Linked DNA regions of Mus musculus: regions 2, 3 and 4 are each linked to region 1. A link is a loop called in an ENCODE intact Hi-C map of the cell type or tissue named here. Cell type or tissue: heart. All regions are shown on one strand. Each heading gives the region's core, and the rest is flanking DNA. Links, peaks and the distances in the headings are about the cores only. Region 1 has its middle 14 kb from the start of Gm39718. Region 2 overlaps Gm33669 (a long non-coding RNA gene). Region 3 overlaps Dnah14 (dynein, axonemal, heavy chain 14). Region 4 overlaps Cnih3 (cornichon family AMPA receptor auxiliary protein 3).

Region 1 (6,313 bases), core at 628-5,627:
CCAGTGAAAGACGACCCTCACAGACAACCCGAGTAAGTGGCTCTACCCAAGATCTAGTTCTTAAGTCCTCAAACATCTCAAAATGTGCAAGAAGTACAAATGCTTTTTCTCTTTAAAAAAAAATCTTGGTTGAGTAGTAATTATGTGAGACAAGGCATATGAGAGGAAGGGAGGTCTTTAATCCGTCACATTACAAGGGACAACGATGACAAGCACTCATGTCTCACAAGTTAACAGTGTGTAAGTTACCAGCTCGGTTTGAAATATTGCTTTTCATATTGGGAATAAGAAATCTAATCCGAAGTATAAATTGCCCTTGAGATATTCATTAATGACTGTAGTAAAGCAGGACATTGCAAAGTACACTTGCATTATCTTTCCCACATTTTTAATTGATACTTAAACATGTGCTTTACAATGTGCATAACATATTGCTGCTATAATAGAGGCACAGAATTGCATTAAATGCACATATACCTGCCATGAGGTCACATTCAATACTGCTTGCTGCTGACATTGGGGACAAAATGGGCTTGGGAGCCACTTTCCTAACCCCCTCAGAAAGTCTCATCCAAACCCTCCCCGTTCTTGCCAGGGAGGCTCACATCCTCAGTGGAAAAAAAGGAAAATGGTTTAAAAGAATGATCTTAAGCAAAAAGAATATAGCTAGAGGACCCATAAGACATGACTCTAAAACATATTCCTAAGCTACAGTAATGTAAACAGTCTGGTACTGGCATACAGAAACGGTGACAGACAGATGGTGTCTTAGTCAGGGTTTCTATTCCTGCACAAAACATCATGACCAAGAAGCAAGTTGGGGAGGAAAGGGTTTATTCAGCTTACACTTCCATACTGCTGTTCATCACCAAAGGAAGTCAGGACTGGAACTTAAGCAGGTCAGGAAGCAGAAGCTGATGCAGAGGCCATGGAGGGATGTTTCTTACTGGCTTGCTTCCCCTGGCTTGCTCAGCTTGCTTTCTTTTAGAACTCAGGACTACCAGCCCAGGGATGGCACCACCCACAATGGGCCCTCCCCCTTGATCACTAGTTGAGAAAATGCCTTAGGGATGGATCTCAAGGAGACATTTCCTCCTTTTTCTGTGATAACTCTAGCTTGTGTCTAGTTGGCACACAAAACCAGCCAATACAGATGGAATGTAGGAAGAACCTAGAAATAAAGCACACATGGCCAAATAATTCCTAATTTCTAACAAAGGTGCCAAGGACATACATACCCTTTGGATTTTTTTTTTTTTTTTTTTTTTTTTTTTGGTTGAATGGTTGGTTGGCTGATTGGTTGGTTGATTTTTTAAGACAGGGTTTCTCTGTGTAGCCTCTGGCTGTCCTGGACATAGCTCTGTAGACCAGGCTAGGATTAAAGACATGTGTCACCACCACCTGGCTCAAAAATGTAATCAATAGGTTGGGAATGTAGCTCGGTGGTAAAATGTTTGCCTAACATGTGCAAAGCCCTGGATTCAACCCCAGCACAATAAAGAGGAACTCAAAATGGAGTCAGGCTTAAATGTAAAACCCCTGAATCGTTTAAATAAAAAATAGGGCCAGTGTCCTATGGCAGAAGTCTGGGCAAGTATTTTTGTTAAGCATGGGAATAAAAGCACAGACATCAACACTAGACAAATGGGATGAGGTCACAGTGAATGCTTCTGCACGGAAGACAGACAACTGTCAGAGTGAAGAGGCGACTTACAGAGTGGAGCTCTGGGAACTACCCAGCCAATAAGGGGTTAACACCAGACCATGCAAAGACACAGAAACAGTAACAAACCATAGTCAATCAATCCAAGTGGTGGTATAGCGCTTTGGTAGAGTGCTTACCTAGCAGCACAAGGCCCTGGGTTCAATCACAGTACCACCAGATAGATAGATAGATAGATAGATAGATAGATAGATACATACATACATACATACATACATACATACATACATACATACATAGACAGATGGGCTGACTGACTGACGAACATACATATAGGAAATGATCAGAATGAGCATTTCTCATAGAAGCTGTGTGGCATCTTCCTCTCTTTCCCATACATGCACACATTTACATTCACACACAGGATGGGATATCTATTCAGCTCTAAAATGTAATCGGGCTGTCATGTGGTCAACACAGATGGACCTGGGGCACATAATATTCAGGGAACTAAGCCAAGTACAGAAAGACAAACACTGCGTCTTTCACTCTGCTGAAAATGCTGAGCCCACAGAAGTAGAAACTAGAATGGTGGTCCAGAGGCTGGGAAAGGACCCAGGCACTGGGGGGAGGCATTAAAAAGAGTGGCTAGTGGATAGGATACGTAGTCTCAGCCAGACAGGAGGAAAGGGTTCGGATACTTCATTACACAGGACAATGTTCATAGCAGTATTCTATTGTATAATTCAAAGTAGTTAGAAGAGATTTTAAATTCCTTATCACAAAAAAAAATCATAAGAAACATAAATATCCGGAGAGATCAAAGGCACCCTATAGCGATGGACCATCAGCATCTGTCCAAACACACAGCTGCTGCCAGCACCATAAATGGGTGGCTGCCTCCCAACCCTGTCAGAGATCTGCTAGTTTAACTGGACTTTTAGCCCTTTGGAGCCATAAAGACCCCAGTCAAATTCCAGCTCTGTGACTCACTGAGATATGGAAGAACTAGAGACAGACCAGTCCTCTGGCCTGTGCAGACGCAGAAACAAAAGTGGCCGGCGGGGGGGGGGGGGGGGGGGGGGGAAGCTCCGGGAGCACTTCTATGTTGATGTTAATTAAGATGTGTTTAAATTATGTGCAAAGTGGGGCAGGCATGTGCACATGAGTGCAGGTGCCTGTGACAAACCAAGGACTCAGATGAGCCGGAAGCTGAAGTTGCAGACAGCTGGGAGCTGCCCCTCGTGCAAGAGCAGTACCGGCTCTTAAAGGCTGAGCCATCTCATCTGCCTGATGTTAATTCTTTAATATATAATTTTCAAAAATATTAACGTTGCATTTGGATAGTTGGTGTCTTTATGTAGTTTTTACAAAAATGGGTGTTAAAATACTAAGTAAACGTAAGATAGCTAGATTTGTGTGTCCGCAACTGGGGAGATGGAGTTTCAGAAATGTGCTAAGGACAGCCTGGGCTAAAAGACCTTAAATGCTTGGGGTCAAAACTCTGCAGCTATTCCCAGCTTGTGCACAAATGAAATCATTGCAAAGCCTTTGAAACAACTGCAGGACTTGGACAAGCACACCTCTGCCCTAGAGCATCACCCCTGGGGTCCTAAGCTCTGGCCTTGCTTTAAGAACTAACAGGAATCTAAGATGGTTCTGCTGTGTAGGGTGACAGCCTCTGCTACTCTGTGAAGGCGAGGCCTGGGGCGGGGGGGGGGGCGGGGGGCGGGGGTGTTTTCACAAAGAGTGCACTCTACTGTGTGCTGTGGGAATCTACAAGAAGTGTCCAGTTACCAGGGAAAAGGGGGAGAATGGCTCTGGGCTCAGGCACTGCCCGGCATGGTCCGCCGGCCAACTGTGCGGGTTTGTCGCCCCCTTCTGTCCCTTGTCGGAGACGGACATCGGTGCCCTGGAGGCTCACCGCGGGCGAGCTCTAGGTTAGGGTTGGATCTTGCAGAAAGGCACCTGAACCCTCAATGGCTAGAATCCAAGAAAGCAAAGGAAACCGAGTGGAGCCTAGAAGTGCCAACAAACCGCGTGGCTCTCAGTATTTCTCCCACGCCACTACACTGCTCACCTGAAGCCTGAGAAGAAGCAGGACCTGGGAAAAAAACTCCAAATCTCTTAGGGCAGTCACTCCTCTCTAGACTCAGAGTTCTTGGGTGTCCCCAAAGCAGAATTGGTTTCTGCGCTAACCCCAAAGGAGCCTGAACAAACACAGAAAAGCTTCCAGACATTCTGTAAGGATCAGCCAGTCAGCCTAGCAGTGACCTGGGGACCCCAGGAGTGGCTCAAAGGGATATGGGCTTTAGACAGGGTCCTTGTTCTCCAGGAACTTTCTAGAGAGGGAGAGGGGAGGGAGGGAGAAAGGAGGGGGGAGAAAGGAGAAAGGGAGAGGGAAAGAGGGAGAGGGAGAAGGGGAAGGAGGAGGGGAGGGAGGGAGAAAGGAGGGGGGAGAAAGGAGAAAGGGAGAGGGAAAGTGGGAAAGAGGGAGAAGGGAAAGGAGGAGGGGAGGGAGAGGAGAGAGGGGAGAGGAGGGGGGAGGGGAAAAAGGAGGAGAGGGGAGGGGAGGGAGAAAGGGTGAAATGGCCAGTGGTACTTGCTACCATTTACTGAGCCCAGCAATTTGCCTCCATTCCCCAGAGAAACAGCAATGCTGTAGGTCAAAAACCTACCCCAGTAGAAGAGGAGTAAAGATGGAGGGACTGAGGTTCACAGAGACCAGAGAGCACAATTAAAGCAAAAGGCCCAGTCTTCAGCCCTGACTGGTCCCAACCCCACGCTGTCCACTAGCATTGTCCGATTACACACATGGAAGGTAGACATAGAGGACACGCGCCCTGGGTGACAGTGGTCACCCTGGGTGACAGGCTGGTGGGTGGGGTACGGTGAGAATGTGCAAATGTTTAACTCCTGTCTTTCAAAACAAACAAGGGTCAGTGGGTCTGGAGAAATGGCTCAGCCATTAGGGTGCTTGCTGTTCTTCCTTCCAGAGAACCAGGGTCGGCTGCTCACACACACACACACACACACACACACACACACACACACACACCACAGAATTGAAATTTAATCATAAAAGAAGTTTTTGAAGTCCAAAATACATTGGTAGAATGTTGTTAGTAAGACTATTTTAAGGACCAAAGGTAGATTAGAGTCTTTGCTCAACAGCCACCTGTCCTTGATTTTATTCACAGCTTGCTCTCTCACGGGCATGCTCTCTCTCTCTCTCTCTCATTCTAGTAAAATGTTAATTGTGAAAGTGTTGATATTTATTCATTTTGGGTTAAAGATAACAGGCTGTTCGTTATCTTATTTTCTGTGTGGCTCTATATTTAATTTTTTTCCTAACTGATATTTCCAGAGAAGAAGCAGAGATGATGAGTGTCTTCATGTGACATGGTGACACCAGTGCGGCCACTCAGCTGTCACAGAGCTTCACCGGCCCAGGCCTCACTCTGCATGAGCAACCCTTCTGTCTGGGGACTTTTGAGCAGTTGACAAACATGAATTAATGGCACCTCCTGTCACCTCCTAAAAGTCAGAAGGGCACGTGACAGACTGGTGGAGACCGTGCCTGGCCTGACCTCACACTGACAGTTACAAGCTGAATTGAGAGTGCATCTGAGACTCAGGCTCCAGCCTGAGCAGAGCTGAGGTAGCGTCTCCCCACATGCTGTAATAGCTTCAGGGTGCAGTGTGGCAAGATGCCAGCCTTCCCACCCTCACATCAAGCCCTGGTGAAGATGTCTCCTTCCATAGGCAAATGGAGATCTCCTTCAGGAACAGCCATGTCCTCTGGTCCTCTATCTTACATGCACAGCCAGGCTTGTGTAAATGCTGGGCTTGCGGTGGCATAGAATAGCTGTTTTTCTGTGACCACCTCAAGAAGAGCAGGCACCTATTTGCATGAGGACAGTCATGGGAATTTGTGGGGAGCCTGGTGAGAGACCCCCTAATCCACAGTCCCACAAGTCTGTGGGCTTTAGTTGTACAGGCCCAGAACCCAGTCTTAAATTCTTTTTTTTTTTAAGATTTATTTATTTATTATACGTAAGTACACTGTAGCTGTCTTCAGACACACCAGAAGAGGGCATCAGATCCCATCACAGATGGTTGTGAGCCACCATGTAGTTGCTGGGATTTGAACTCAGGACCTCTGGAAGAGCAGTCAGTGCTCTTAACTGCTGAGCCATCTCTCCAGCCCCAGTCTTAAATTCCTGTCTATCCACCTGTGGCATCGAGGCCAAGGTCCGGCGAGGACGGCAAGGGCTGATTGTTCTCTCTGACCTTGCTTCTCAGTCTCACGTGCACAGCTCTTGACAGACTGTTGGGAGCCGCGCCCACATTCGCCGTTACAAGATGGCGCTGACAGCTGTGTTCTAAGTGGTAAACAAATAATCTGCGCATGTGCCGAGGGTGGTTCTCTACTCCATGTGCTCTGCCTTCCCCGTGACGTCAACTCGGCCGATGGGCTGCAGCCAATCAGGGAGTGACACGTCCGAGGCGAAGGATAATTCTCCTTAATAGGGACGGGGTTTCGTTTTCTCTCTCTCTTGCTTCTTGCTCTCTTGCTTCTTGCACTCTGGCTCCTGAAGATGTAAGCAATAAAGTTTTGCCGCAGAAGATTCTGGTCTGTGGTGTTCT
Region 2 (6,313 bases), core at 609-5,608, 610 kb before region 1:
TGTAAATGTTCCTCGGTAGCCATGGGATTGTCCTCTGTAAGAGCAGCAGGCACTCTGAGCCATCTCTCCAGCCTCACAAGTTGCTCTTTACAAAGCACCAGCTCACATTGGTGTCTCCATCAAACCCATTCTCCTTCAGTCTATCTAGAAGGGTGCTTCTCAACCTGTGGGTTGTAACCTCCTTTGGCAAACCTCTATCTCCAGAAGTATTTACATTACATTTGCAGTAGCAAATTTACAATTAGAAAGTAACGACAAAAGTCATTTTATGGTTGAGGTCACCACAACATGAGGAACTGTGTTAAAGGGTCATAGCAGTATTGGGAAGGTTTAGAACCCCTGGTCTAGACAAGCCCTAGAAATGTGTCACGTTCCCAGCTCCTGGGATCAGGACTTCTGCACAGGGACTGATGGCTAACAACTCAACCTTGAATACTTCCCAACTCCAGATTGCTGTGGTCACCGGGGGCTTTCTATTAGAACAGTCTAGAATAGCTGTAATTTCAAATGAGTTAATTTCTTTTTGTGTTTTGTGGGTTTTTTTGTTTTGTTTTGTTTTTGTTTTTGTTTTTGTTTTTTTTTTGTTTGTTTGTTTTGTTTTATTGAGACAGGGTTTCTCTGTGTAGCCCTGGCTGTCCTGGAACTCACTCTGTAGACCAGGCTGGCCTTGAACTCAGAAATCTGCCTGCTTCTGCCTCCCGAGTGCTGGGATTAAAGGTATGTGCCACCACTGCCTGGCTAATTTCTAAATATATAGAAAGCAAAAGTTAAAAAAAAAATAGTAAGTTGTAGAAAATAAAACCCCATCAAGTCAGGCACTTAAAGCATCCCGCAGAAGTGCCTGGGGACATCCTGCTGAAACAGTCACGTTGGAGTCCCCGACTGGCAGATTCCCGGAGGAGCTTCTGGCTTTGTGTTCCCATGGTGGCCATTTCCGTGAGACAAATGAAAGAAACTAGAGTTGGAAATAGTCTTTCCCTCGAGTTGTCTCAAGGAAGCAAATGCTTTCTTAATCTCTGTAGCTGTTTGTTCTTCTCTTCCTCCCTGTTAGAGTTAGGGCAGGAAGTTCTGCTGAGCCTCCTATGGCCCTGAAGGCTCCAGCTAATGCCTGCCTACTCTCAGGGTCGAGGTGCCAGAAGTCCCACGGGTGTAGGGTTGCCAGAGATAGCAACTCAACGGCACAGGAGAAACTGTCCTGGGTGGTACAGGAGAAGCTGTCCTGGGTTTCCCAGCACCCCACAGTGGCTCTCGATAGCCTGGAACACCAATTCCAGGGCTTCCATTGCCCTCTTCTGTTTCCCACAGGCCCCAGGCACACGTGGTGGACAGACATACATCTAGGCAAAGCATCCATGCACATAAAATAAAAATAAACAGATCTCATTTAACTTATTAACAAGTAAGTGGTTAGGGCTGGAGAGATGGCTCAGGAGTTAAGAGCACCGACTGCTCTTCCAGAAATCCTGAGTTCAATTCCCAGCATGGTGGCTCACAACCATCTGTAATGAGATCTGACGCCCTCTTCTGGTGTGTCTGAAGATAGCTACAGTGTACTCACATACATAAAATAAATAAATCTTAAAAACAAAACAAAACAAGAAATAAGTGGTTAATTAGAAATTGGACTGCAGGTATAGATCAGTGTGGGAAAGCCTGTATGTGTCTGGTATGTGCGAGGTCCCGTGTCCACTTCCTGTCACCAAAAATTGACGCCAAGAAAAACCACCACCACCACCAACAACAACAGAGACACTACCCAGATGCTCAGTTACATTTAAATTTCAGGTTGACAGTAACCTTAGAGTAAAAATGATTTTATCGCAAATATTGTGTGACATACACCTATTCCCAAAAGCAATTTGTTCATCTGTTGAGAAAAGGCCAAGAAGCAGCTCTGGTGAGGACTTCCAGAAGAGGTGAACACCAAGAAAAGACGTTGAGGGAGCAGCGGGTGTTCCTGTGTGCTCGGGGCCTTTCTGAAGCCAGTGTGGATGGGCTTCCTTGAGTGTAACTGTGTTAAAGTGCAGATTCTGGGCCCTCTCCTAGGCTGGTGACTGATGGGAGCGGCTGCGGCTCTACAGCTCTGGGTGAGCAGACACCAAATTTGAGGCCCTGCGTGCTGAGGTGTTTGTCTCATGTCTGGGGATTCTGTGCAGGCAGCAGTGAAGTGGCAAGACTGTCTTGGGCAGCCTAAGCAGGAGCCACCTTAGAAACAGTGATTTCCCCAGGGCCTGGGACCAGGCTTCCCCACATTGACAGAGGACAATGGTAGAGATCTAGGCCAACCTGCTTCCTCAAGGCTGTGGTGAAGTTGAAATGAGAAAATAAAAAACCGATGTCGTGTAGATTTTGACATGCTCAGGACCACCTCTCCCTCCTCTCCCTCTCCTCCTCCTTTTCCTACGTTTTTGGTGGTTGTTTTGAGATAGACTCTCACTATGTAGCTCTGGCTGTCCTGCAACTTAGACTAGATTGGCCCAGAACTCACAGAGATCCACCTGCCTCTGCCTCCCCAGTGCTGGGATTAAAGGTGTGTGCCACCACCACGCTGGGTTTAGGATCTTCTTGTCAGAGCTGGGTGGGGCTTGGCATGGAGTGACACCTCCTGTCTTGGGGCTCTTCTGCCATGGGTCTGACAGGTGCTAAATGAGCATTCTACCGTGGAGCTATAGCCCATGGACTTACTGCCCTTTCCTGTCAGTCAAGAGGGTCTCTTGCAGGAGGAACAGCTGTCTAACGCTGAACTGGGAACACACAGCCAGCCATTGTTTCCCACATCAAGTTAAGCCTAACACCAGCTTGCACCTCCCTGAGGAGGACTGTGCATCACTGTTCCATCTCAGGGATCCCTCCCACCCAGAGTTTACCTAGGAACTCCTGAGCTCAGAGGTCCCGTCTCTGCCACATTGACCTCAGGCTATGCTCAAGAGTCCCTCACTGTTCTCCATCCCTGGGGATCTGTGTGCCTATACAAAGCCCAGGTCACTGCCCAGAGGGCAGTGTGCACTGCATTGCTGCCTCGGGAAGCAGGCTGTCCTTAAACTGCCCAGCAGAGAAAGCCTCTCCCTGCTGGGCCATGGGCAACCCCATGGATGGCTTTTACATCCTTAGAAAGGCTGTTCTTTCCTGCCTGGACACTGTCAAAGCACAAAGGATTCCTTCATCTTTTCATCCTTCCTGCTCCCCGCCCCCCAACTTGGCTGAGAAAGGCAAAGACATGCCTTACCCTCTGGGCTTGGGGAAGAGGCTACCACTCTCACTAAAGCTCTGGCCTCCAGCCAGATAACTGACCAGTGTCAAAGATGGTGCATGGGTCAGGAAAACGGTGTTTGCCTGATGATCGGTAGTCCAAAACCAGGTGGCGCTCTAGGCCCACCCTGGGACCTGCCAGAGCTTGCCACATCTTGTTTCCGGTCCCACTCAACCTCGCTAAATTGCGGCTCACTTCCCTCTCACTTGGGCTCCCAGGAGGAGTGCTGCCAAATACCCAGCTTACCCAGGGCTGGCTGACTGGGTGCAGTGCCAGGTGTATGTTGGTCTGTGCTTTCTTTCTCAAGTCAAAGCCAGTAGCCAGGGCCTCATGCCAACCCTGTGCAGACTGGCCTCTGCGGCATAGCGGTTCTTCCCGAATTTCCTTGCTGAAACGACACTTGGGATGACCCTAGTTGGCGCATCCTCTGGGCTCACCCTCCCCCACCAAGAAGCTGACCCACTTTTCTCTCTCCCCATCCATTGCTGCACTGAACGCTAGGCGCCTTCACCCAGAGAACAGGACCCCATCTAGGCCTCTAGTCTCTTACTCTGAGGATTTAGGACTTTCCTGCCAGAGTACGAGTTATGAGACAGAAATTTCCCGCCAACCTTGCGTCCTAAGAGAGTGTTGGAGTGAGGTCCGCCAGCTGGGCAGGGGTTCAAGTCCCTCTGGGGCCGCTGCATGAAACCTGGGTTAAGGAAGATCTGAAAAGGGCTTCCCAGAGGTAGGTCCCTCAGCCTAGAGGCCAGGCTTTCAGGCCCCACCCGCACCCCACCCCGACCCCTCTCACACCATCCTTACTCTGAAGCTCACCACATGGTGGCGCTGTAACAGAGCTACACCTATAGATGGTCCCGGGTTTCAGGCTTCATCCCATCTCCCACCAACTATCCCTTTGTCTCCGTTTACTTGGCTGAGGTACATGGTCCACAGTAGTCTGGTGGCTGGGAAGTTCTTTCACACAGTCCTCCAGGCAGTGGGGGCCCGGATGAGGGACGTAGATCGCATCCATTCCGGGCTTTGGAATACTCATTGCCTGGTCTGGGTGCTGAGACACTGCGACCTGCACTGGCTGTGGGTACAGGGTGCTGAGACACTGAGACCTGCACTGGCTGTGGGTACAGGGAGAGCACAGAGTAACCCCAGGTGCCTGCCAGAACTTACCAGGCCATCTGCTCCAGAGAGGGGGATGGGAGTATTTGGGAGGGGGGGCTAGTCTTTAGGGCAGGGCTTAAACTTTTTCTGTTCGCCACCCCTGTATGAGACCCTAGCAATATAGAGACAAAAAAAAAAAAAAAAAAAAAAGCAAACAATTACATTTACAAGTAATAACTCACAAAGAAATTTTAAAAGCGATTCTTAGACATACATATAATTATAGCATTTATTAAGGATGAAAGCAAGTTTGTATAGAGGTTTGTTATATTTACATAAGGAATATGACATTGGCTATATATTTCACACTGTAGAACATGGAATATCTCCAGTATTTTTCAGAGGCAATGTAAATTCAAAATAGCAGAAATATGTCTAGAGCCATTTCAGAAATTGTGGGGAATTCTGTCTTAGTCTCAGAGCCACAATTCACTTAATGATTTTTTTTTAAAATGAAATTCAAGACAGCAGCTCAAACAGCAAATCTGAAAATCAAATATGCTTACATAATACAACCCAGAGATACATTTGTGGGATACATGCTGAGGGGTGTCAGTGGGAAAATATCAAAAGTGTTTGTTTCCCATGATTAAGCCTCCATGTTTGGGTAAGAACAGAAGCCCGTGTGTGTGCTGTGAAAACACTGTGGTTTGTATTGCACCTATCTCAGATCTGAGCTCAGGGGTCAGGCAGCATCTACCGCTCAGACACCAGGTCATACACGGTGCACAGCACACATGTGTGTTCAGAACCAAGTCTGCAGGGAAGCCACACTCTGCACCACAGTTGATCGATGCCCAAAATGCTGGAGATGCACTGAGTCTTTAGTTCTGATGTAACATTTGCTCCGTCCCATACAGAGTCATGACCACGGTTTGAGAAGCTGGGCTTTCTCTCTCTCTCTCTCTCTCTCTCTCTCTCTCTCTCTCTGTGTGCGTGTGCGTGTGCGTGTGCGTGTGCGTGTGTGTGTGTGTGTGTGTGTGTGTGTGTGTGTGTGTGTGTAGAAGCAGCCCCTTTCCCTAGGTCCTGGCATGCTTTTCCTGCTGAGAGCCAAGAAACTCAACACACTTGAGAACCCAAAGCCCCTACAGAGACAATGTGTGCTGTGTGCTCCCTCAAACCAAAGTGTTCTGGGGACAGGTGGACCATGCTCTCTGAGACCCAGCATGGTTATAACTGAATGAGGACGTGCCTGCTCCTAGGTATGTCTGAGGAGATGGTTTTTATTGTAGATATGAGAAAGAGACATCTGGAAGCATCCAGAGCAGGGAGAAAAGGAAATAGCTGCGACATGGCCAGGAGACAGGAACAGGGCCACGGCAGGGGGGGGGGGGGGAGTGGAGGGAGGGGGGAGAGGGAGAGAGAAGATAGAGGAAAGAAAGGACAACAACAGGCAGGCAGACCAAGAGAAGAACCAAGAGAATACATGGCCAAAATAACTGGGTTTTCTAGGAAAGAGAAGAAGGGGAAGGGGAAGGGGAAGGAAGCTGGGGGGGTGGGGGGGGGCTGGAGAGGTTTAGGGTGGTGAGCAGGGGTGGGAGGAGCCAGGACTCTGGAACAGGTACTTGCAACACTGGGAGAGCCTGGTGGCCGGCAGCTTTTTTTTTTTAATTGATTCTTTGAGAATGTCACATCATGAACCCTAGTCCTGCTTATCATCACTGTCCCCTCATACCCGCCCTTTGCCTCTGCAAACTGCCTCCCCAAAATAAAACACACATATACAAAACAACAGACATAAAAACAAAACAAAGCATAAAAACCATCTCACCGTGGAAGCTGTAGTGTGTCAGTGTGCCCCGCAGTGTATCCCTCTGTCCGCACATCTTCATGTTTGAGATCTCTGGCTTCTGTGGCACCGTCAATGTCTGATCCTCCCTGGGACTCCTCTCCTGTTGTTGCCCT
Region 3 (5,000 bases), core at 1-5,000, 340 kb before region 1:
AAGATGTCACAGAGAGCCGAAGGGGCAGGCAGGCTTCTCCTTACCATGGGACAGAACAGGTCTCATGGTAAGGACAAGGCAGGTTTAGTCTTATTAAAAGAAACAAAGCATTTTTTCTTACAAATGTGGGTTTAATTCATTTAGCATTAAAAATGTAGAAGTTTTTTCTTTATGTAATGAAGATTGGAGTGAATTTTTCATCCAGAATGAGTGAGTTCTTTCTGCACCGGTGCTTGGTCTTTTGCTCCATGTGTATATCTAAGTATGGATGTGTCTGTGAGTATGTAATTGTAAGAATGTATACCTGTGTGTGTGTGTGTGTGTAAGTATGTAATTGTAAGAATGTATACCTGTGTGTGTGTGTGTGTGTGTGTGTAAGTATGTAATTGTGAGAATGCATGCAAGCTGGGCCCAACTGGATTTGAATGAAAATGAGTAAATGAGCATGAATGAAACTGAATATGAATTTATGTGAGATTATGCATATTTGCTTATGTAAAAGTTTTTCCTTCTGCTAGTGTTATTCTCTTCTCCTGGTTCAATAGAAGTTTATTGCTCCAAACTTCCCCCTAACCTGACAAGCAAGAGGCATCTGGACAATAGGGAAAAGGTCTAGCAATGAATCCTTTACTCAATCTCCTGCTGTTTCAGGATGGGGTGCTGAGTGCCAGAGACTGCAGATTCTGGCCTCAGAGGAACACAGAAGGCAGGTCAGCTACAACAGCATAGTAACTTAGACTTAGATAAGCAAACTTTTTATTATACAGCAACCTTAAATTTCTCGTAAGACAAAGTCTTACCCCAGAAACTCTTAAGACAAAGTCTTACCCTCCACCTATGCTCTTCCCCCCTCCGCTGCCTCAAGAACTGACAAGAAAGAAGAAACACCCCACACTGGGGCTGCCCCCCCCCCCCCCGGCAGATAACTAGTATAAAAGTGAAGAAAAGGAGATGTCCTAGATGGGAAGACCCAAGGGTCCAGTGAACTGAGTGTGACATGTGAGTCTGGACTCCAGATCATGGAATAGAAAGCAGACAGGCGGGAAGCAGCTCCAAGAATCAAATCGGTTCTGTTGATTCAATGGCCCCAGCGTACTGTTGGGTGCGTGGTTTTGACGACCACAGCATGGGTAGCAAAAGCACGTGACAAGCATGTGTAAGTGATGGTCACAGAAGCCTTGAATTATTTTATAATGAAAATTTCAAAACAATCACATGACAAAATCATTTTATACTGAGGAAAAAAAAAGACATGAGAGCAATCACATGTTTTTAACCCAAGAAACTTAAATCTAAAAAGAAAAGAAAAAAAAAAAAGAAAGAAAGAAAATCTAGGTGGCAAAAAGAATCTATGGAAAGAATGCCAGAGGACCTATGTCCTCAAAATGAATCTCTACCCAAAATTTAAAAAAACATTAGTAGAGAATGATACACGTCTATTATTTCTATAGATAAGCAGTTAAGTCCAGGTGAGAAATTCCTGGGGGGCGGGGACAGGGAACAAGTGCACCATGCTAAAGCATGAATTCAGCACACTGTCACAAGACAACTGAGCTGCTAAGGGTCCTACTAGCTTAAATTTTTTTCTAAAACTTACTGTGGGGGATGGACACTGTCATATAATCTTAGATTATATTCATCGAGCTGAAAAAAATAATCATTTAAAATGTATTCAAGGTAGGAACAAGGTCTTTGTAATGAATGCTATGACATAAAATTCACACAACTCAAGCCTTGAGCGGCTTTCCTGATGCTAACGCTCTATGCATTTTCTTTATGTGCATGTGGGTTAATTTTGGGTGCCAATGTAAGTACATTTATAATATATGAAAAGACAATCCTGTGAGGGACTGATTGGATCATCTGAGCTGCGAAGATGCACCCTAAATCTGGGCCACACCCCCTGGGGCAGCACGCCCCCTGGTGGCAGCACAGTCCACATCAAAGGACATGGAAGAAGGAAGCTTTCACTTTTTACCTGTTTGCCCTCACTCTGGCTGGCAAGTTCAACTATCCTGTTGCTGAGACACTCCTTCACTGGTGTTAGAACCTGCTTCTTTGGAATTCCAATATAGACTGAAGACCAGCAACTCTCTAGGACGTTCCTGGGACTTTAGCAACCTACTGAGACGGCTAAGATATTTAGTCTCTCGGACTGAACAACTACTGGATTCTAGGCCTTTCCACTGCAACACAGCTAATATTGAACTAGTCAAACAATATTGCCTATAAGCCACTTAGATAAATCCCCATGTGAGTGTGTGTGTGTGCATGCATATATGAATCCACATATATATATATATGAATCCATATATATATATATGTATATATATACATACACACATATATATGTGTGTGTGTGTGTATGCATATATACATATTTAGGGGAATTTTTCATAGATATTATATGTACACACATGTAACTTATTCTACAGTTCTATTCCTTGAGAAAAGTCTAACACCACACACACACACAATCATCATCATCTTCAAATAATTTTAAATAAACACTGCTTGATCAAGCACTGGGACTCATGATCTCTTATTTATATCTACCATATGTATCACTAAGAGCATCAAATGCATTGATTTAAAAGAGATTGCCATAGAAGGCACCAAGCCTTTTGGATACTTACTGACATACTTTTCTATAGTTGCTATCATATTTTGGAATTGTGTCGAAAAGTCCAGTCTGTTGGGTTCCATAAAGAGGTTTGTTGGGAATTCAAAAAATCTGAGAGAAAACAATACATAAGAGTACATTCAAGGGATCGCAGTACCCAACAGAACACAGATGCTTATAAAATGGTCAATACGTACTTATTATAGAAGCGTTCTTGATCAGACTCAAGCTGGAGTCCTGAGTCTATTCGAATTTATTGAAACAAAGACAAAGTAAAAATTTATTAACAGTTTAAAATGCAAGACAACAACTTAATATATATCAGTATTTTCTAAATAACCTGAGAATCAATCGCTGAGCCTGTCTGGAAGGGGAATTCCAGAATCATATCCCAGACTCTGATAGGACACCTGGAGCAGAGTCCCAGACTGTGTTCTTTTCCTTTCCTGTGGGCCTCACATACGCTAGGCACATATTCTACCACCAGGTGGCACTCCTGGGCTTTTAGCAGCCGTTCTAGGTGCCACTCATCCTGAAAATGAAAGCCCAGAAGGCCAGAGTGACAGTGTAAGTGGTTCACAGTGAATGATATTACCACTCGCATGTACCACAAGGTAGTTCGTGGTCTGTCATTGCTCCCCTTAGCAAGTATGCTAACGTGGCATAACTAACAAACATGGCATAATCCTAAATTTCTTTCCTTACTACCAGCTGCCACCCGCTGCCTCCGGCCTCACCTGAAAGGATGCGTTTCAGGAGGGTGCCAAACTTGCTCGGCTGGTTGTACTGGCTGAGCATGGCTTCACTTGAAGTTCTTTTTCGGTTCTCCAGTTCCTCCTCATCACACACCAGAGACTCTTCACAGTTCTCAGACTTCTGATTATTCCCTTCCAGGTCCTCTGGAGAGTCATTCATAGTGGGAAGTCTCAGACAGAGGCTGATCTCAAATATTGGAGCATAGGTTTTCTTCAAATCCATTGCCACACGATGACTGTTAAAAGTCTAAGGTAGCAAATGTGCCCACAAGGCAAGAACAACATACAATAGAACGGTTAACTGGTGGTGATAAAGGTTAGGTAGTATCATAAACTGTAACCATATTTACATGTCAAAAAAGATGAAATGTGAAATTAGTATTAGTGGGCAATTTGGAAGGCATTATTGCAACTTTTTACAATGGGAGAAGGTGGCACATATGTGCGCATGTGTATGTGTGTATGTTTGTGTATGCGCACATATGTGTGTGTGGCAAGAAATTGTTAACTGAATGTTTAACTCTGGAACTTGCTATTCATCTTGTATCGAAATTTATGTTAGTGGTTTTGAGGCGCACCTTACCTCTTTAACATCGGTGTCTAGTTTTGGTTGTGAGCTTTGAAAAGAAGGAGCAGTTAAACTTGAAAGAACAAATTCATCATCGTCTGATTCCTTCCTAGAAAAGATCTTCCTGTCTCTAGAATGAGAAATGGGAGGGAAATTTATTTTTGAAATCATTTATTTTACTATTTAATATGAAAATATATAAAGAATTCATATAACAGTAAGAAAGAGAGAAAGAGAGAAAGGAAGGAAGGAAGGAAGGAAAGAAGGAAAAGAGAGAGAGAGAGAGAGGAAGAAAAGAAGAAAGAGAACAAACAAAGTAAGTTAAAAAATGGAGAAAGGGCTGAGATGAGGCTCAGTCAGCAGTGTTCAGCTTGTAAGTGTGAAGACCTGCGTTTGAGCCATCAGAAAGCACATAACAGCCAGGCATGGCTACAACATATCTGCACTCTCAACGATGACACAAATAGGAGGGTGAAACAGACCCCTGGATGCTCGCAGGCCAGCTAACCTGGCCTACATGCTCAGATTTCTGGCCAGTAAAAGACCTTGTCACACATAAAAAGGGGCAAGGTACCTGAGGACAATTATCCAAGGTTGTCCTCTGACCTCTGACCATGGACCCTGACACACATCCACATCCACACCCAAACACAGGCATACAAATAGGGAATGAAAACAATTTTACTGGCCCTTTCTCCAAAGACATACAAGTGGATGATAAGTATAAGAAAAGATGCTTAAGGGCTGGAGAGATGGCTCAGCGATTAAGAGCATTGGCTGCTCTTCCAGATGTCCTGAGTTCAATTCCCAGCAACCAGATGGTGGCTCACAACCATCTGTAATGGGATCCAATGGCCTCTTCCAGTGTGTCTGAAGATGGCTAAAGTGTACTGAGATAAATAAAATAAATCTTAAAAAAAAGAAAAGAAAAGAAAAGATGCTTAAAAATCACTGACAATTAGGAAACCCAATCAAAATCACAAGAGATTACCTTGTGCTCACTGGACTGGATTTTTGTTGGTGAGGATATTAGAATCCCATACGTTCTTGCTAC
Region 4 (6,313 bases), core at 531-5,530, 110 kb before region 1:
CCTGTGATAAGAAGGATTCACGAGCGGTGCTCCCTTGGCCCCCTGCTCCTCCCTTTGGTGAACTCATCCCTTCCCATGGGCTCACGGCTACCTCTAGCGGATGAGTTCTCAGTAAGCCCCACTAGCTCTCTTCTAACTCAATGCCGATTCATGGCCTCCTCCCCCATCCCAGCGGAGGCTCAAACTCAAACATCCAGAGTAGAACACACACATCAACAGACCTCTAAGACCATGGCCCCGCCTGCCAGTACCCAAAGCCCCATTAGCTGTAACCTGTGTCTCACCTCCATGCTGCTGACCTGTGAAGCCACACGGTCCACCCAGCCCTGAGTTTGCAATTTATTACACAAGCATGGGCCGCCAGCAGACATTCTGGCATACCTGGGATGTGTCCTCCTCTCCCTAGCACCTCATTTGCTCCCAATCTGTTCCTCCTTTTATCTCTGTGCCACCCAGATGCTAATCTCCCTCTCCTCTGCCCCACTCCTCTCTGGCCCTGTGAGTAAGGTTAAGCACAGCTATGCAAGTCTGTGCACTCGCTCTCTCCTCAGGGCTCAGGCCCAGTTCATAGTTTCCGTTTGAAAAGGTCAGTGCAGGACCTTTCTGAAAAATCCCACCAGACCCTTCTCCTCTGGAAGGGGAAAGCTAATTAACATTCCGCGGGAGGACCAGACCTGCAGGTGGGGGAGGTCTAGACCAGGTAAACACATTCCGCACAACAGACCCTGCCACCTCATTCCCCAAAGACCAATCAATTTAAAAGTCACACTGTTCTGCCAATCGCATTGTGCCTAATGGCTGCTGCTCTGAAAAAAACTGTATAAAGACTGACCAAATGGACTGGGGTGGGGGTAGGGGTCCCCATCTCTCCTTCAGGTGGCCCCAATACATTGGGACAATACATTCATCTTGCTTTTTGCATCAATTCCCAGCTCCGTGTGGTTCACTCAGGTAAGCTAAGGCTCAACTTGTTGCAATCTCTGGTCTTGGGCAAGAATTTCCTGCCACGGTCTGGGACACAAAAACCCTGGTCCCTACCAGCAACTGCTTTCTCAGTGTTCACCTGCTCCTAAGTCCCCACCCAGATCCAAGCAGGAGGCTAGTCAGGTACTCAGCACATCTTCACACTTCCCAAAGCTCATACTCCACAGACAAGCCTAAAGGTCCTGATGGGCTGGGCTAGCCATGTTTCTCCTCACTTTAGTGTGTTAAAATGCACACATGAATGTGACATTTGTAATGTCCCCAATCAAACATGTCCTTGGGACTGGAGATGCAGCTCGGTAGTAGAGTGCCTGTCTCCTCATCAATAACAAAAGTGAATCTGCACTGCTGGCCCCTGCTATCTTATGTTCAAGTAGCATCTTATACCATAGGATTCCTGAAGATTTGACTTTTATCTTTTTGATATGCCTGCGGTCTCCAATACAGTGGCTAACTAATGGGTGCCCAGTAAATATAAATGCAATTAAACACGACTTGTTTTCCTGAAAGAGCCACCTACTGCAGGGTGAGAAGTATCCTGCACATTGCCAAGGGCGAGAGATTATTTGGTTTATGAATTAAACATGATCCACGCTTCCGTTCTCTTTCTCCCTGTTGCTTCCTGCCCTTTGGCCATTCTAGTCCTGATTCACTCCTTCAGGGAGAGAAGGCTATAGAAAGAACTGTCTACAGCATAGACTCCTCCACTGGGGCAGGGAAACATGGTGTGGGAGTGGGGAGAGCGCCTGGATTTGGGACATGCTTGTCTTTAGATTTCTAGGCTACGACAGATGGAAGTATGCTCTAGCCACAGTGAGAGCCGTGCCTGCCACCACGCACGCCTTCCAGCCTGTGCCTGCTTCACACATTGTACTCCATTTGAGCTAGGATCCGGGTGAGTTTCAAGGCCCATCTGTTAGATACTAGGCCCTAGTCGATGGTGTGTTGGAAGGTGCTAGAACCTTTAGGAAGGGTCTAGAGGCCAGGTTGCAGCCTATTCTAACTGACTGCAAATTACATAGAACAGCAGCTTAGGGGACAAGCCTGGCTGGACCGACTCTGGCCCACTCTATGCAGATGCTGAAGTTGATCCTCTCTACATTTTGTTTACGGGAGGAGACAGCCATCCTCTGTCCATAAGATAAGCCGTGAGACACAGACACAAATTATTTACATAGTAGGAGTCTTAACAGTAAATCAGGATAATGTGAGCATATTTAAGCTATATTAGGAGAGTTTGACTCATGAACTTATCAAACACACCAGACCAAGGAAAGATGCAATGCCCTTGCTTGAACAAGGTATAAGAAGGAACACCTCACACTAGGGCAGCAGTGGCCAATCTGTCAGCAGACCTGGCCATTCTGCAACCCATACTTAAATATCATCATGGGCAGGGTAATAAATGGCCTGAGAATACTTACTATTGGAGTAAGAGAACATGTGACCACCACTAGTCATGGCTACTAAGTGGTAGTGGTAGTACTTTGTGAGTTAAAAAAGAAACTAGTATGGCTTGTGAGTTCATTTTTATTCCATAAGGCATCCCCCCTACCCCCCATCCTCCCCTACTTCCCCCCTCCTCTTCACAGCTCACTCACAACTGTGGGCTTAGTGGAAGGAAGTTAGGTCTTTGGAGACGTAGGGATATTGAGGCCCCAGTCACTTCCTGTGTCCTCCTTTGCTTCCGGTTCCAGGAGGCACACAGGCCTCCTCCACCACAAGCTCCCACCGTAATGTTCTCTGCTGCCTCATGCCAAAAGGCATGAAGACCAAGTGACATCAGACTCAAAGCTCTGAAACCATAACCTGAAACAAATGCTCCCCCCCCCCCCACCATTGAGCCGAATGTCCTGGATACTCTGTCACCGTGAAGGAGAGCCAGCTATTGCCTACCCTTAAGCTGGAACAGGACCTAAGTCTCATCAGCATCCGCACACTGAGGAACACCGAGAACACACCATCCATACTATGGGAACAACATGGCCCTGGACGGAGCAGCAGGAAATGTTCGGAAATGTTTGGCAGTTTGGGCTCTGCATCTGTCACAGCAGTGACATGTGTCACAGCAGACTCTGTAGCAGGACACAATCCAGCACAGTACTGGACAAAAGAGCCACCTCTCTGTCACCTCTTTTTCGATTGGCCTTCTAGAACGGGGCTACCCACCTTGGGAGCCTGAGAACCCCTTACAACACTGAGAAATGACCAGATGCCAAGTAAAACTCAAAGAAACAGCCCAAGAGGAAGCAGGGGGTGGGGGGCAGGGGAAAGATGGAGGGGGAAAGAAAATGGATGCAAGTTTATACTGCATACATTCGCTCCCCAACCTCACAGCTACCTGCCAAGATCACACATGTATGGCCTCCATCAGCCACACAGACCACAGCCACTGTTCACACAGGGTGCGGTGGAAGCACAGAAGCCACCCACCCACCCCCACCCCGCTCAGATACGGTGCTACCTCATCTACTCTTTAAGTCAGTTTTCAGACTCTACCTTGCTTGGCCTCCTCAGCTCCTCTGGAGACCCATGAACTCGAAGGTGTCCCTGTCATTGTGCAAAACCTCAGCCCTCTAGTGGCAAGGGATGGGCATTACAGTGTGGTAGCGGAGAACCGGCCAGATAAAGGGCCCATCACTTACAGCAGCCTTGAAAAACTCAGATGAACGAGGGTAAAGCTGGGTGGGCGTCCTGGCATGTGCTTTTCCTGAACAGAAAGGCCCCTCACACACCATCTAGCACTTACCCCACTCTCTGGCACTCTATAGTCCATCTCCATAGCGACCGCCGTAAGTGCTAAATCACCCACCAGAGACACTTAACGTCTCCTTCAACCCTGAGAAGCTAAACATGCATTAAATGAACCTGCTTCGTGGACCTTTCAGCCTCACTTAGCCTGGACCACGATTCAGACACCCCAGTAACTTCACCAGAGCAGCAGTAAAGAGAGGCTGGTCTTCACCACAGCAAGCTCTCACCCACTGAACCACCCTATCTACCCTACCCACCAGGTCACGCCAGCCGAGCTAGCTGGCCTTCCGGGTCCACACAGGACCAGTGTTGTTCTAGTTCAGTTCTCTTAAGTATAAGCATCTTCCACAGTACTACACTTCACTGAGGACTTGGGGAGCTCCCAACTCTGATGTCATCGGTTCACAGTGGTCCACCTCTTCCTTCTGTCTCTCCCATCAGATGGTGGGGCTTTCTGCTCCAAAATGGCAGACCAGTTATCACAACCAACGTTGGTTGGTTTGTTTGTTTGTTTGTTTGTTTGTTTGTTTTTATTCCTCCTGCCATACAAGCGACTCTGATATCTGGAGTTCAACCTAATAGATCCTGGAAAACATCCTGTGGATTCTATCCCCACAGAAGGCAGGAAGCCTAGCAGAGTAAGGCAGGACCGTGGTTGGGGCTGTGCTCTGGTTCATTGCCAGGCCTAGGGCCTGGTTCTGCCACTCCCTGTCTGTGCTTCCCTTTTCTCATCTGGAAGGTGGGCATAATGCTGGGATTGGCATTGATAGAACAGGGTAAGATTCAGTGAATTGTGCCCCCCCCCCCCGCTAGAACAGGGCTTGCTAGAGTCAGCGATCCATTGATATGAGCCGTCACTGTGGGGGGTGTCGGTCCTTCATACCTCCAAAAGGAGCACCAGTGTGAGTGGGACAATATTAGCTAGCAACTCTCTCTACAACAAGGCTGTGCCTACCCAGCCCTTCTAAACCAGAGATCCAAGGCTGGACCGATAATCCCATCGTTGCAATTATTTCTTGGTCATTGCCGTAGGCACTGAAGTGAGCAAATGCATGGAGCCTTAAGATACAGAAGAAGGAAACTTCAGCTCTTGCCAGGTTCACAAAAATAACCCAAGTGTCTGTCGCTTATCCATCATCATCCAGGATGAGAGGACAGAGAAGATGGAAGGAGGAGTGGAAGTCTCATTCTTGTTCTATGTGATACACAGGGACGCAGATGTCACATCTTCATCTTTGACAAGTCAAGGAGCACACCCAGAAGCCAGAGCCAGTCCTCCCCCTCCCCCCTCCCCCTCTTCTTCTTCTTCTTCTTCTTCTTCTTCTTCTTCTTCTTCTTCTCCTTCTCCTTCTCCTTCTCCTTCTCCCTCTCCCTCTCCCTCTCCCTCTCCCTCTCCCTCTCTCCCCTCCCCCTCCCCTTCCCCTTCCCCCTCCTTCTTCTTCTTCTTCTTCTTTTATAAAAATATTTATTCTGGGTGATTATAATATAGATCTAACTTAATAATTTTAATTTTTTCTTTTCTTTTAATTGGATCTTTTCTTTACTTACATTTCATATGTTAGCCCCTTTCCCGGTTCCCCCGCCCCTCCCTCTGTCCCAGAAACGCCCATCCCATCCTCCCTTCCCCTGAGAAGCCAATCTTCTAATGGACAACCAGTTTCTTCTGCTATCAGCTGCCAGTGGGAGAGTGGGTGTCTGGGCAGTTGAGAGGATTCAGGATTGCGGCTTTCATACCTGTCCAGTGACAAGAGATGCTAAGGATGGAGAGCGTGAAGAAAGGATGTGTGTTGGGGAAGGGCAGAGAGGGAGGAGGAAGAGTGAGCTGTGTCTCTCTGGAGAAAGGCTACTCAACATGGTTCCTGGGCTGTGCCCGAGCTGTGTGAACAGAGTCCCTGCCTGTGGGATTCGTGTGCTCAGCAGTATCACGACACTGGTAATGACAGCGATGGTTGGTCCTAGCTTCCTTCAGAGCCTGGGCAGGACCAGGTAGGAAGGAAGGTGCAGGAAGACCTGATTCTCCACCAGAAGTGCTCTATGAACATTCCCAGAACCTTGTACTACAGTGCAGAGGACAGGGGAGCAGAGATTTCTGGGCCAGCAGAAAGTCCAGAGGGCCCAGTCAGGAGGATGGTGAAGGGCTCCCCGCTCTGTCAGGCACAGGCAGGTCTAGTTGCTACTGCAGGGAAATAACGAGTGAGCCCAGAGGTGTACATTTCACCAGACTCCTATGCTGGGCTCCTGCAGTGGGACCAGACCTATTGCCATCTAACAGGTGCAGTGTCTGGGAGGCTCAACCCAGGCACCTTCCCCTTTCTTCTCTGTAACAACCCCTACCTCTCCTCCACACACTGCCTGGAAGACCACCCACAGCATCTTCACATGCCAGTTACACAGAAGCAAGCCTTGGCGTCCTAAAGCTTCAGTGTTTGTGAAGCAAATAGAGTATATATAATGTTTAAAAGAAAGAAAGAAAGAAAGAAAGAAAGAAAGAAAGAAAGAAAGAAAGAAAGAAAGAAAGAAAGAAAGGGAAAGGAAAGGAAAGGAAAGGAAAGGAAAGGAAAGAAAAGAAAAGAAA

The links. Hi-C counts contacts between places; a loop is a spot of excess contacts. Peaks named below come from ENCODE experiments on the same cell type or tissue, not always from the same donor. Only the 100,000 strongest peaks of a DNase experiment are listed, where the experiment ranks them.
Region 2: it touches region 1 in a loop (3-fold over the local background); 3 of 42 quality-filtered maps call a loop at or near these places.
Region 3: a loop joins it to region 1, with 7 times the contacts of the local background. A loop is called at or near these places in 19 of 42 quality-filtered maps.
Region 4: it touches region 1 in a loop (2.4-fold over the local background); 8 of 42 quality-filtered maps call a loop at or near these places.

The regions. Positions count from the first base shown.
Region 1 is chr1:181,270,288-181,276,600 of GRCm38, reverse strand. No RefSeq gene overlaps it. Among named protein-coding and RNA genes, the nearest start is that of Gm39718, 14 kb to the left of the region's middle. In heart, for the core only: a CTCF peak has its summit at 3,553 (motif pointing left); a DNase peak (open chromatin) is centred at 3,540; H3K27ac peaks cover 1,004 bases; H3K27me3 peaks cover 512 bases.
Region 2 is chr1:181,878,843-181,885,155 of GRCm38, reverse strand. It overlaps Gm33669 (a long non-coding RNA gene), which reads right to left. Exons shown (of 4, transcript XR_865801.2): 1 at 6,180-6,313; 2 at 4,176-4,520; 3 at 3,862-3,930. Among named protein-coding and RNA genes, the nearest start is that of Gm33669, 3.5 kb to the right of the region's middle. In heart, for the core only: CTCF peaks have their summits at 3,356 and 4,062 (motif pointing right); a DNase peak (open chromatin) is centred at 3,475; H3K4me3 peaks cover 368 bases; H3K27ac peaks cover 912 bases.
Region 3 is chr1:181,614,459-181,619,458 of GRCm38, reverse strand. Dnah14 (dynein, axonemal, heavy chain 14) reads right to left here. Exons shown (of 87, transcript NM_001377039.1): 13 at 3,962-4,076; 14 at 3,361-3,625; 15 at 2,821-2,866; 16 at 2,637-2,734. Among named protein-coding and RNA genes, the nearest start is that of Gm33612, 10 kb to the left of the region's middle. In heart, for the core only: CTCF peaks have their summits at 1,924 (motif pointing left) and 3,098 (motif pointing right); no DNase peak of the experiment used is centred there.
Region 4 is chr1:181,377,094-181,383,406 of GRCm38, reverse strand. All of the region lies in intron 1 of Cnih3 (cornichon family AMPA receptor auxiliary protein 3), which reads right to left. Among named protein-coding and RNA genes, the nearest start is that of Cnih3, 28 kb to the right of the region's middle. In heart, for the core only: a CTCF peak has its summit at 3,569 (motif pointing left); no DNase peak of the experiment used is centred there; H3K27me3 peaks cover 1,544 bases.